3 separate regions of the Homo sapiens genome follow, and regions 1 and 2 are each linked to region 3. A link is a contact called in ENCODE Hi-C or POLR2A ChIA-PET data. All regions are on one chromosome and are shown on one strand. The core of a region is the stretch at or near the end of the contact, and the rest is flanking DNA. Distances in the headings are between cores, read along the strand shown. Region 1 overlaps LOC124900191 (a long non-coding RNA gene). Region 2 overlaps LOC124900191 (a long non-coding RNA gene). Region 3 holds the start of LHFPL2 (LHFPL tetraspan subfamily member 2).

Evidence for each region. A loop is a pair of places that touch in the nucleus more often than their neighbours do. ChIA-PET counts read pairs that join two places held with the same protein, here RNA polymerase II (POLR2A). Pooled maps may share reads with other maps.
Region 1: a map of B cell shows a loop between it and region 3 (8-fold over the local background). The contact joins the enhancer-like site here to the promoter of LHFPL2 in region 3. A Hi-C loop is called at or near these places in 5 of 168 maps with a recorded cell type or tissue (B cell, GM12878, HepG2 and 2 more), 37 of 37 single-sample maps with no recorded cell type and 10 of 50 pooled maps. POLR2A ChIA-PET finds 5 or more read pairs at or near these places in 7 of 52 experiments (AG04450, B cell, Caco-2 and 4 more).
Region 2: a map of B cell shows a loop between it and region 3 (7-fold over the local background). The contact joins the enhancer-like site here to the promoter of LHFPL2 in region 3. A Hi-C loop is called at or near these places in 4 of 168 maps with a recorded cell type or tissue (B cell, GM12878, HepG2 and 1 more), 34 of 37 single-sample maps with no recorded cell type and 7 of 50 pooled maps. POLR2A ChIA-PET finds 5 or more read pairs at or near these places in 7 of 52 experiments (AG04450, B cell, GM12878 and 4 more).

Annotation. Positions count from the first base shown.
Region 1 is chr5:78,726,607-78,729,396 of GRCh38, reverse strand. The region is part of intron 3 of LOC124900191 (a long non-coding RNA gene); the gene reads left to right. Among named protein-coding and RNA genes, the nearest start is that of LHFPL2, 79 kb to the right of the region's middle. RefSeq lists enhancers at 1,242-1,351, 1,317-1,611. Within about 2 kb of position 1,501, at least 4 of the 41 ENCODE cell types and tissues checked have a DNase peak (open chromatin) inside an H3K27ac peak, as active enhancers do; they include B cell, GM12878 and OCI-LY7, where a contact is called at or near this core.
Region 2 is chr5:78,759,019-78,762,154 of GRCh38, reverse strand. All of the region lies in intron 3 of LOC124900191 (a long non-coding RNA gene), which reads left to right. Among named protein-coding and RNA genes, the nearest start is that of LHFPL2, 110 kb to the right of the region's middle. RefSeq lists enhancers at 917-1,016, 1,612-1,741. Within about 2 kb of position 1,659, at least 3 of the 41 ENCODE cell types and tissues checked have a DNase peak (open chromatin) inside an H3K27ac peak, as active enhancers do; they include B cell, where a contact is called at or near this core.
Region 3 is chr5:78,647,451-78,650,199 of GRCh38, reverse strand. It overlaps LHFPL2 (LHFPL tetraspan subfamily member 2), which reads left to right and starts at 1,428. Exons shown (of 5, transcript NM_005779.3): 1 at 1,428-1,701. RefSeq lists silencers at 890-1,829, 2,120-2,179.

The sequences.
Region 1 (2,790 bases), core at 252-2,751, 79 kb before region 3:
TTTTTTTTTTTTTTTTTTTTTTTTTGAGACGGAGTCTTGCTCTGTCGCCAGGCTGGAGTGCAGTGGCACGATCTCTGCTCACTGCAACCTCTGCCTCTCAGGTTCAAGCAATACTCCTGCCTCAGCCTCCTGAGTAGCTGGGACTACAGGCACACGCCACCACACCCAGCTAATTTTTGTACTTTTAGTAGAGATGGGGTTCCACCATGTTGGCCAGGATAGTCTTGATTTCTTGACCTTGCCATCCACCCGCCTCAGCCTCCCAAAGTGCTGAGATTACAGGCATGTGCCATTGTGCCTGGCCTCTAGAGGGTTTTTCTAAGGGACGTTCTGTGTGATGTGAACAGGGAGGCCTGTGGACCTCCCTACCCCACCCTCCCAGCCTGCCCTACCACCTCCTCCATCTCTGCCCTGGCACATTTTCCTTTAAAAAAAATTTTTTTTTTTTCAGAAATCTTTACGGAGTAAGCTTCCTTTGGGGGAACAAAGAAAAATATTTAGTCCATGGTGAGAGAAGAGAATTGTGGGGTGATGGGGTGAGGGTTAGTATATCATAACCTTGTTAAAATGGAGGTTACACCCCTGCAGAGCTCACTGGAATGAGGCAGGTAGTTTATGTAGCCTCAGAAAAATCACAAGACTTGCTTTATATTTTCATTTAGTCCCTTCACTTGGAAAAATCATGAAGGGAAAAAGGAAGGCTGGTAGTCACAGCCTGGTTGGAGGTGACTTCAGTCACTGGGGACAGAGGAGGGTATATGAGACCGATGGCAGTTTAGTTCTGGGGGTGAGGTGGGAAGTTGGGGAGGTAGAATTAAAGCCACAGGCTCCTACCTGGCTGACAGCAGATAAGACCCTGAGAGTACGCAGGCTAAAGCCATGCCACTTACGCTCCTCTTGCCTGTCTAGCTTTGGGCTTTTATCACAACCAGATTCAAAATTACTGCCCTATTCCATTCCCTCTGGATCCTGGATACTTTGATGATAGGCATAACTTTATTGCTAGACAATAAACACTCATATTAATGACATTTTACATTTAGAAAGTGCTATCTCTAGGTCACTGTAGTTGGTAGGTTGCGAGGGTGTATGGTTGTGGTCAAATTCACCTGTGGTTGAGTGGGCTGAGGCCAAACTGTGTGTCATGGCAGCTGGCAATATGGGGAAGGGAAACTGGGCATCTTTTGTTTACCGAGCACGCAGAAGTTTTTCTTTGTTCTAAGTACAGGTTCTGCAGATGAAATGCCTCAAGATACAATGTGTTCCCCTTAAAAGCCCAGAGAAAATGTCCACTGATACTGTCCAGTTTCTATAAACCACACTGGTACAAAAGAAAAGGGAGCACTGTGGCTGATGTTTGGCATTCTTGTGCAGGATGAGGAGAGGCATTTTCCATTACCTGGTTCACCAATGAGACATATCGCCACCCTTTCATACTCTTTCAGAGTGCAACCTTTGCTGGCCTCAGCTCAGGGGAGATTCCCAGGCAAAGTCCACTGGCCCATGACAAAGCAAAAAGCATTCACTTCTAGCTGGTGGTTTCAACTTCAGTCCTCAGGTGTACAATCAATTCAAGCATACCATCTTCTAAAGCAGTGGCTTGAAATCTACCCTATGTGACATAGTATCTGCTTATGGAACAGCTACTCATACTCATTAAAGCAGCCAAAAATATTAATATTATAAAGTCCTAAAATGCCATTTTGTAGAGGGTTTTTTGTTTGTTTGTTTGTTTGTTTGTTTGTTTTTGAGATGGAGTCTCACTCTGTCACCCAGGTTGGAGTGCAGGGGCTCAATCTCGGCTCACTGCAACCTCCGCCTCTCAGGTTCAAGCAATTCTCCTGCCTCAGCCTCCCGAGTAGCTGGGATTACAGGAGCCCGCCACGACACTCAGCTAATTTTTTACATTTTTGGTAGAGACAGGGTTTCGCCACATTGGCTAGGCTGCTCTCGAACTCCTGACCTCAAGTGATCCACCTGCCGCAGCCTCCCACAGTGCTGGGATTACAGGCGTGAGCCACCACACCCGGCCAAGTTTGTTTTTGTTTTTGTTTTCTTTTTTGAGATGGAGTCTTGCTCTGTCACCCAGGCTGGAGTGCAGTGGTGCAATCTTGGCTCACTGCAACCTCCACCTCCCGGGTTCAAGTGATTCTCCTGCCTCAGCCTCCCGAGTAGCTGGAACTACAGGTGTGCACCACCACACCTGGCTAATTTTTGTATTTTTAGTAGAGACAGGGTTTCACCAAGTTAGCCAGGATGGTCTCTATCTCCTGACCTCGTGATCTGCCCACCCTGGCCTCCCAAAGTGCTGGGATTACAAGCGTGAGCCACTGCACCCAGCCTCCATCCTTTACCACTTATCTCCCCATTCCAGACCACCACTCCTCCCTCACCCCCCATCAAGAGAAAGTCTGCAGGAGGCCAGTGGTCTCATTCCATTGTTTAAAGGGCTGAGTGAAATCATCCACCGGGGATTCCATCCATCAAATCAAATGTTATGGATTTGGTTTGTTTGGTAGATGAAAAAGCCTAAATTGGCTGTCTCCCAGTTCATTCTACATACCACTGTGTGAAAGCTAAGACCAAGGGCCCTCCCAAGAAACAACAGAAAATGGATAATTCTGTGAAATAAGAAGCCAGCAGTTCTCAGCACTTCCCACCAGGCCCTGGTCAAAGTCCAGCATGTCTGCTGGTCCATAGTCTCTAAAAGTGGAGAGCAAAGGAGCAGCCACTGCAGCCAGGTTGGTTCATTCATTCATTGCAACAAACATTTACTGAGTGCCTGCAATG
Region 2 (3,136 bases), core at 410-2,909, 110 kb before region 3:
AAGAAAGTTGCAGAAGGAATGGAAAGAGAGAAGGGACGACTTTGGGGAGTTTTGATGAGTTGACTTTTAGATGTGTTGATCATGCAAGAACATGTGGCCTGGAGGTCAGAGGCCCTGTTCTTGTTCTAGAGATTGTACTACCAGCCACGTGCAGTATTTGGAGCCCTAGTGTTTGATCAGATATCTCAGAACAAATATGTGTAGAAAAAAAGGCCGGGTGAGCGGTGGCTCACTCCTGTAATCCCAGCACTTTGGGAGGCCAAGGCAGGTGGATCGCTTGAGGTCGGGAGTTTAAGACCAGCCTGGCCAACATGGTGAAACCCCGTCTCTACTAAAAATAACAAACAACAACAAAAAAAATTAGCCAGGCATGGTGGCAGGCACCTGTAATCCCAGCTCTTCAGGAGGCTGAGGCAGGAGAATTGCTTGAACCCTGGAGGCAGAGGTTGTAGTGAGCCGAGATTGTGCCACTGCACTCCAGACTGGGTGATACAGTAAGACTCCATCTCAAAAAAAAAAAAACAAAAAAGAACAAGTATGTGTAGAAAAAAAGAGGCTGTGGATACCAGTTGGTCAGATAGGTTGCCTTTGTGAATGCCTGCTCCAAGAACCTCAACACATAAACAGTTGTAGGATCCTGGGGAAGATAACTTTGTAAAGAATGCAACCAGGCAAAGGAAGCCCCCAAGGAATGGATGTTTTAGGGCTTTAGCCCCTGACCTCAGTGCGGAGACTTATCCGTGGGGCTCCGGGTTTAACTAAAGGAGCCACTCTGGCCGGTAATAGACAGATCTGAGACAGATCCAGCAAACTGAGTGGCCACCTATTCCCTGTCCTCATAGGCCCAGATGCAAATCTCAGCTCTGTTTTATCCCTTAAAGAGGCAAGGTGAGCTCTAGAAATGGCATGGCCGAAAAAAGGATAAGGATGAGGAAATAAATTGGGGTTTGTTCTGGTGGCTGGAGCATTGCTGGTGGAAACTGCACCTTTAGGACAGGTTCTTTCCCAGTAGGGGCAGCCCCAGGCTGGTTCACTAGACCACTCACCTGGGGAGAGCTGAACCCCCAAAGCCAGGTCCAAGAGGAAGAAAGCACCAACTCCAAGCCCTTTGGCTCAAGAAAGGTCCTTGACTGTGAACCAACTGTGTGCCAACCAGCTTTCTCCTAAGAGCTGAAGAAACAGCAGTGCCCCTAGAGGCCAAGAGGAATCCCCAATGTTTGAGAAGTGGATGGCAGAGGATAAATGAGACAGAACAGTTGGAAAAGTGGGAGAAAAATAGGAGAGAAAGTTCCCATAGAAGCTGAGTAAGAGGTTTAGAAAACATTGATTAATAGAAGAATGAAAAAGTGCCCATTGGATTTGGTGAGGGGTGGTCACTGGTCACTTTGACAAAACCAGTTCCAGTGCAGCGATGGATTCAGGAGCCAAGCTGAAGTGAGCTCAAGTAGGAAGGGACTAAGCAATTTCAGGTAGTGAGTAGAGACCGCCCTTTCCAGAAGGCTGACTGTGAAGAGGAAATTGAATGCAGAAAAGGAAGTACCTATAGGGACATAGTGCCATAAAGGAGGAAGTTGCTCTTTTTTTAAGTTGGGTGATAGTAGAGCATGTTTGAATGATAATGAGGAAGAGGAAAGGAGAGGCTGAGAATGTGAACAAATGAGGCATAACTGACGGAACAAGAACTCACAAAGTAGGAAGGGATGGCCCTAGAAGAGCACAGGTGTTGCACAGGTGGGGGAATTAGCCTAGGGTGAGGACAGGAGCAGGCTTTCACTAAGCTATGGAAAAAGCAAGGCGCTCAGGAGCTAGGTGAGGATGTAGACAGGTTCTTAATGGAGGGCCAGAAAAATTAATGCTTGTTGCCTTCCTCGTGAATGAGGAAAATGGTGAATGACGCATCAACAAAAAACAATTTTGTGGCTTCAAATTATTTGTATAAAGATCTCATTTAATCCTCACAACAATCCAAGTGGGTCTTCCAGTTCCAAATCTAGGTTATCCCCCAATTTCTCCATTGTTCTCAGCTACCCTGACCTGGCACTTTTTCCTCCTGTAGCTCTACAATACTGGAACTCCCTCAAACTAATCCTTTCCCAGACATTGGCCCAAGACAACTCATAAGTCTCTCTTACAGCTTGCTATGCATTCAGTGTTTTTCTTCCCCTAAAATTCATGTTGAAGCTTAATCCCCAATGCAACAGTATTAAGAGAGGGACATTTAGGACGTGATGAGCCAGGAGGAGGGCTCTGCCCGCGTAAATGAGACTAGCGCATTATTCAAATGCTGGAGGGAACTAGCTTGGCCCTTTTCGCCCTTCCATTTATTTGCCATGTGAGGACACAGAGTGCGTTTCCTTCAAAGGACAAAGCGACAAGTCAATGTCTTGGAAGCAGAGACTGGGCCTCACCAGACACCGAACCTGCTGGCATCTAGATTTTGAACATTCAACCTCCAAAACTGTGAAAATACATTTCTGTTCTTTATAAATTACCCAGTCTCAGGTATGTTGTTCTAGCAGCACAAACAGACTAAGACACAGCTGCTGCCATTGAGGGAATCCGCGCAACAGTTGGTTCTTTCCCTTCTTATCTCTGTGCCTCAAATGTCCCTGCCATCCAGCAACAAGCAGTTCCAGCACAGCCTGCCAGTGTTCTGGTTATCAGTCCTTCTCTGACCTGTTGCACAAAAGGATGTTAACCAAATCCAGACCTACATTAGGCGCATGGTACCAACTCTTGTCTATAGCCAAGGACTATTACCTGCCTTAATGGGGGTTCAACTGGTGGTGATTTGTGTAGAGAACACTTGATCAGTTATCCTCTTACATTCATTTATTTATTTATTTATTTATTTATTTATTTATTTATTTATTTATTTATTTTGAGACGGAGTCTCACTCTGTCTCCCAGGCTGGAGTGCAGTGGCACGATCTTGGCTCACTGCAATCTCTGCCCCCTGGATTCAAGCAATTCTCCTGCCTCAGCCTCCCAAGTAGCTGAGACTACAGGCTCGTGCCACCACACCCAGCTAATTTTTGTATTTTTGGTAGAGACAGGGTTTCACTATGTTGGCCAGGATGGTCTCGATCTCTTGACCTCATGATCCACCCGCCTCGGCCTACCAAAGTGCTGAGAT
Region 3 (2,749 bases), core at 179-2,678:
GGGAGGATCCCCATCTAAAGAGAGTCCCAGGCTCTGAGAAGTGCGTATGGAGGTGCAGTTGTTGTATGGTTTTGAACTGATGATTTTTAAGGAATTCAGAATGTTCTCTGGCAAAGTGCCTCAGAAAGCTTCTAGAACAGGAAGTGGCCTGCCTGAGGGGTATTCTAGAGCCATTCACCTGTAGGCCTGCGCATATGGATGCAAGTGTAGAGAGGACCCCAGCAGAGAACCGGTAGGAGGCCGCTCACGCCATCCAGTGCCAGATAGCGAGAACCAGAAAGGCGGCAGTGGGCTTGAAAGGACATGGCACCTGGAAAGGCATTAAAAATGAAGAACTAATGGGACTGGCTACCGGGAGTGGAGGAGCGAGGCCCAAAATTGACTGCTAATCTGAATCTGGGCGACTGGTGGATAGAGGTGTCCCAGACAAGGGGCTGAGAAACTGGGAATGGGAGCATTTGACTGGGCGGGGGGCGGGGGGGTGGCGAGGGGTGGAATACAAGATGGGTTTGCCTAGAGAGGTGCCACGTCCTAACAGTTCAATCACAAACAATACTGGCACCTGAATTCATGGCCATTTAACTCTGTTCTTTGCTCCCAGCCCTGGGGGCGGAGCTGGGGAGTTAAAGCATCCCCTCTCTGGACAAGAATGCCTTTTCAGGCTGTTCCTAAAGCGCCTCCGAAAATCATCCTGAAACCGTAATTTTGAGGGCAGGGAAGCTGAGGACACCAAGCATTCTATTTAGGAATAATCTTTGTGACTGTTGGAATTGAGTTTCCACACCTAGATATTCAGAGGGCACGGGAACTTATGTCCGGAGCCTCCTCTCCGGAAGAGGGCGGCGAGGATGGGGGTCCAGGCGCCCCTTGGCCCCTTTCCCGTTTCGGACTCTCCGGGGTCACCAGACGGCCGTTCTTTCCGCTTGGGCCCGGGTCTGGGGGAACTGCTCCTAGCGCCCCGGGGCCCGCTCTCCGCCGGAGCAGCCTGGCCTCTCTCCCCCGGCTCCGTCAGCGCCGCTCTCCGCCTCCGGCCCTCCCGGCAGGGCTGCTCGAAGCTGCTCCGGGAGCTTCCCCGGTGCGGCCCGGAGGAACCTCGCAGGACCCCGGGAGACGCCGCCGCCGCTGCCCGGCGGGCTCAGGGACCGGTTCCCAGGCCCCCACACCCCCTCTCGGGGATCCCCTGTCGCCGACTCCCTCCCGGACCCGCAGGACACTCCCCTCCGGAGGCCGGGCCTGGTCCGCCCGCCCGCCGCCCCCGTCCCGCCCCGCGCGCCGCGCCGGGAGCCCCGAGCCCGACCCCTCCCCCGGACGCCCGGCCCGCTCGCGGGACGGAGGCGGCGATGGTGACTGGGCAGCGGCGCGGGGCCGGGGCCTGGGCAGGGCGGCTCGGCCGCCTCTTTCTCTCGCTGCCCCCGCCCCTCCTCCTCCTCCCTCTCCCCGAGTGCTAGCCCGGGCGGCCGCCGAGCTTGGCGCTCTCTCGCCTCGCTGCCTCCTCCCCCGCGCCGCGGACCCTCTCCCCTCCCTTGCGTTGCCCCCCTCTCCCGCCGCCTCCTCCCGCTCTCCTCTCGCTCTCCTCCCGCCTCCTTCTTCCAGGCGCGGCCAGCGGGGGCAAGAGCGAGGTGGCTGCGAGGAGGCGTCACTGAAAGCCCTGACTTGGGGAAGGCTGCGGGCTCGGAGCCGGAGACGCCGAGCTGGGGCCGGGTGAGTGGCAGGCGTCGGGCCCGCGCGCGCTGCGGGAGGGGAGAGCCGGTGGGCCCGGCCAGGTGGGCGCCCCGCGCGGGCGCATGGGGAGCCGTTGCGGCCGGCCGAGCCCTGGCTGCTTGAGCCGCGGCTGGCGCGGGAACTTCGCTTCGGCGCCCTGGGAGACCGCGCCGAGCGGTCGGAGGTGCTGCGGGATGGGCGTTGGGTGCTGGGAATGGGAAGGGAACAGCTGCTTCTCAGCGCCGCCGGCGGCCGCAGAAGTGGAAAAAAGTTGTGCCGGGAACAGCGTCTCCTCGGGAAGCCGGCGCGAGCCCTGCTCTCTGGGCGTCGCTGGCGGGCTTCGGACGGCGGCGCGTGGGTCCCAGGCGCAGCTGGGCGCCGGGTTCCAGCGCGCCTGGCACCGCTCCCTGGGGGCCGCCCCGTGGTCGCCCCTGCTGTCCCTGGTCCGTGGCGTGTGGGTCACTCTGGCCACAGACGTCAGCTGCTTCTCAAATCTGGACTGCATTTTTGTGGGCAGCTCAGTGATTTGGGGTGCGGGCTGGAAGAGGTGGGCGTGGAGTGGGGAAGACCGCATCTGGGATGGGCGGCTTGAGCCCACGGGCTGGGCAAAGGACTGGGGAGACTCTGCGTGTGTTTCTGGATGTTTTTAGGCACACAGTTTTTTTTTTTCTTTTCCCTTCCATTCAGCGGCCCAGTGTTCTTCGAACTTAGAAAAGCAAAGGATTTTCTTCAATCCCGTTCGACTTTTCTGTTATTTCAGGATGGTCATGAGTTCCATGAAAGTCCATGTGCTTGTTTCAATGGGAGCAACACCAGAGTAAAGACAAAGTCCTATCCCCACCCCCGTCCTCGCCTCCACCCGGGCCATTTCCTGTATGTCCCATTTTCTCTGTTGTGATTGTGCGAGTGTGTTTGTGCATGTAGGTTACCATCGGTGGGTGACCTACGTGGAAAGGAGAACTCTTTGAAATTGCAACGCGGCCGCTATGGAAAGTGTGTGCTGGAGCCGAGGGAGGAAAGATTCCGGCGAGCCAGAGCTGTTAGAGGC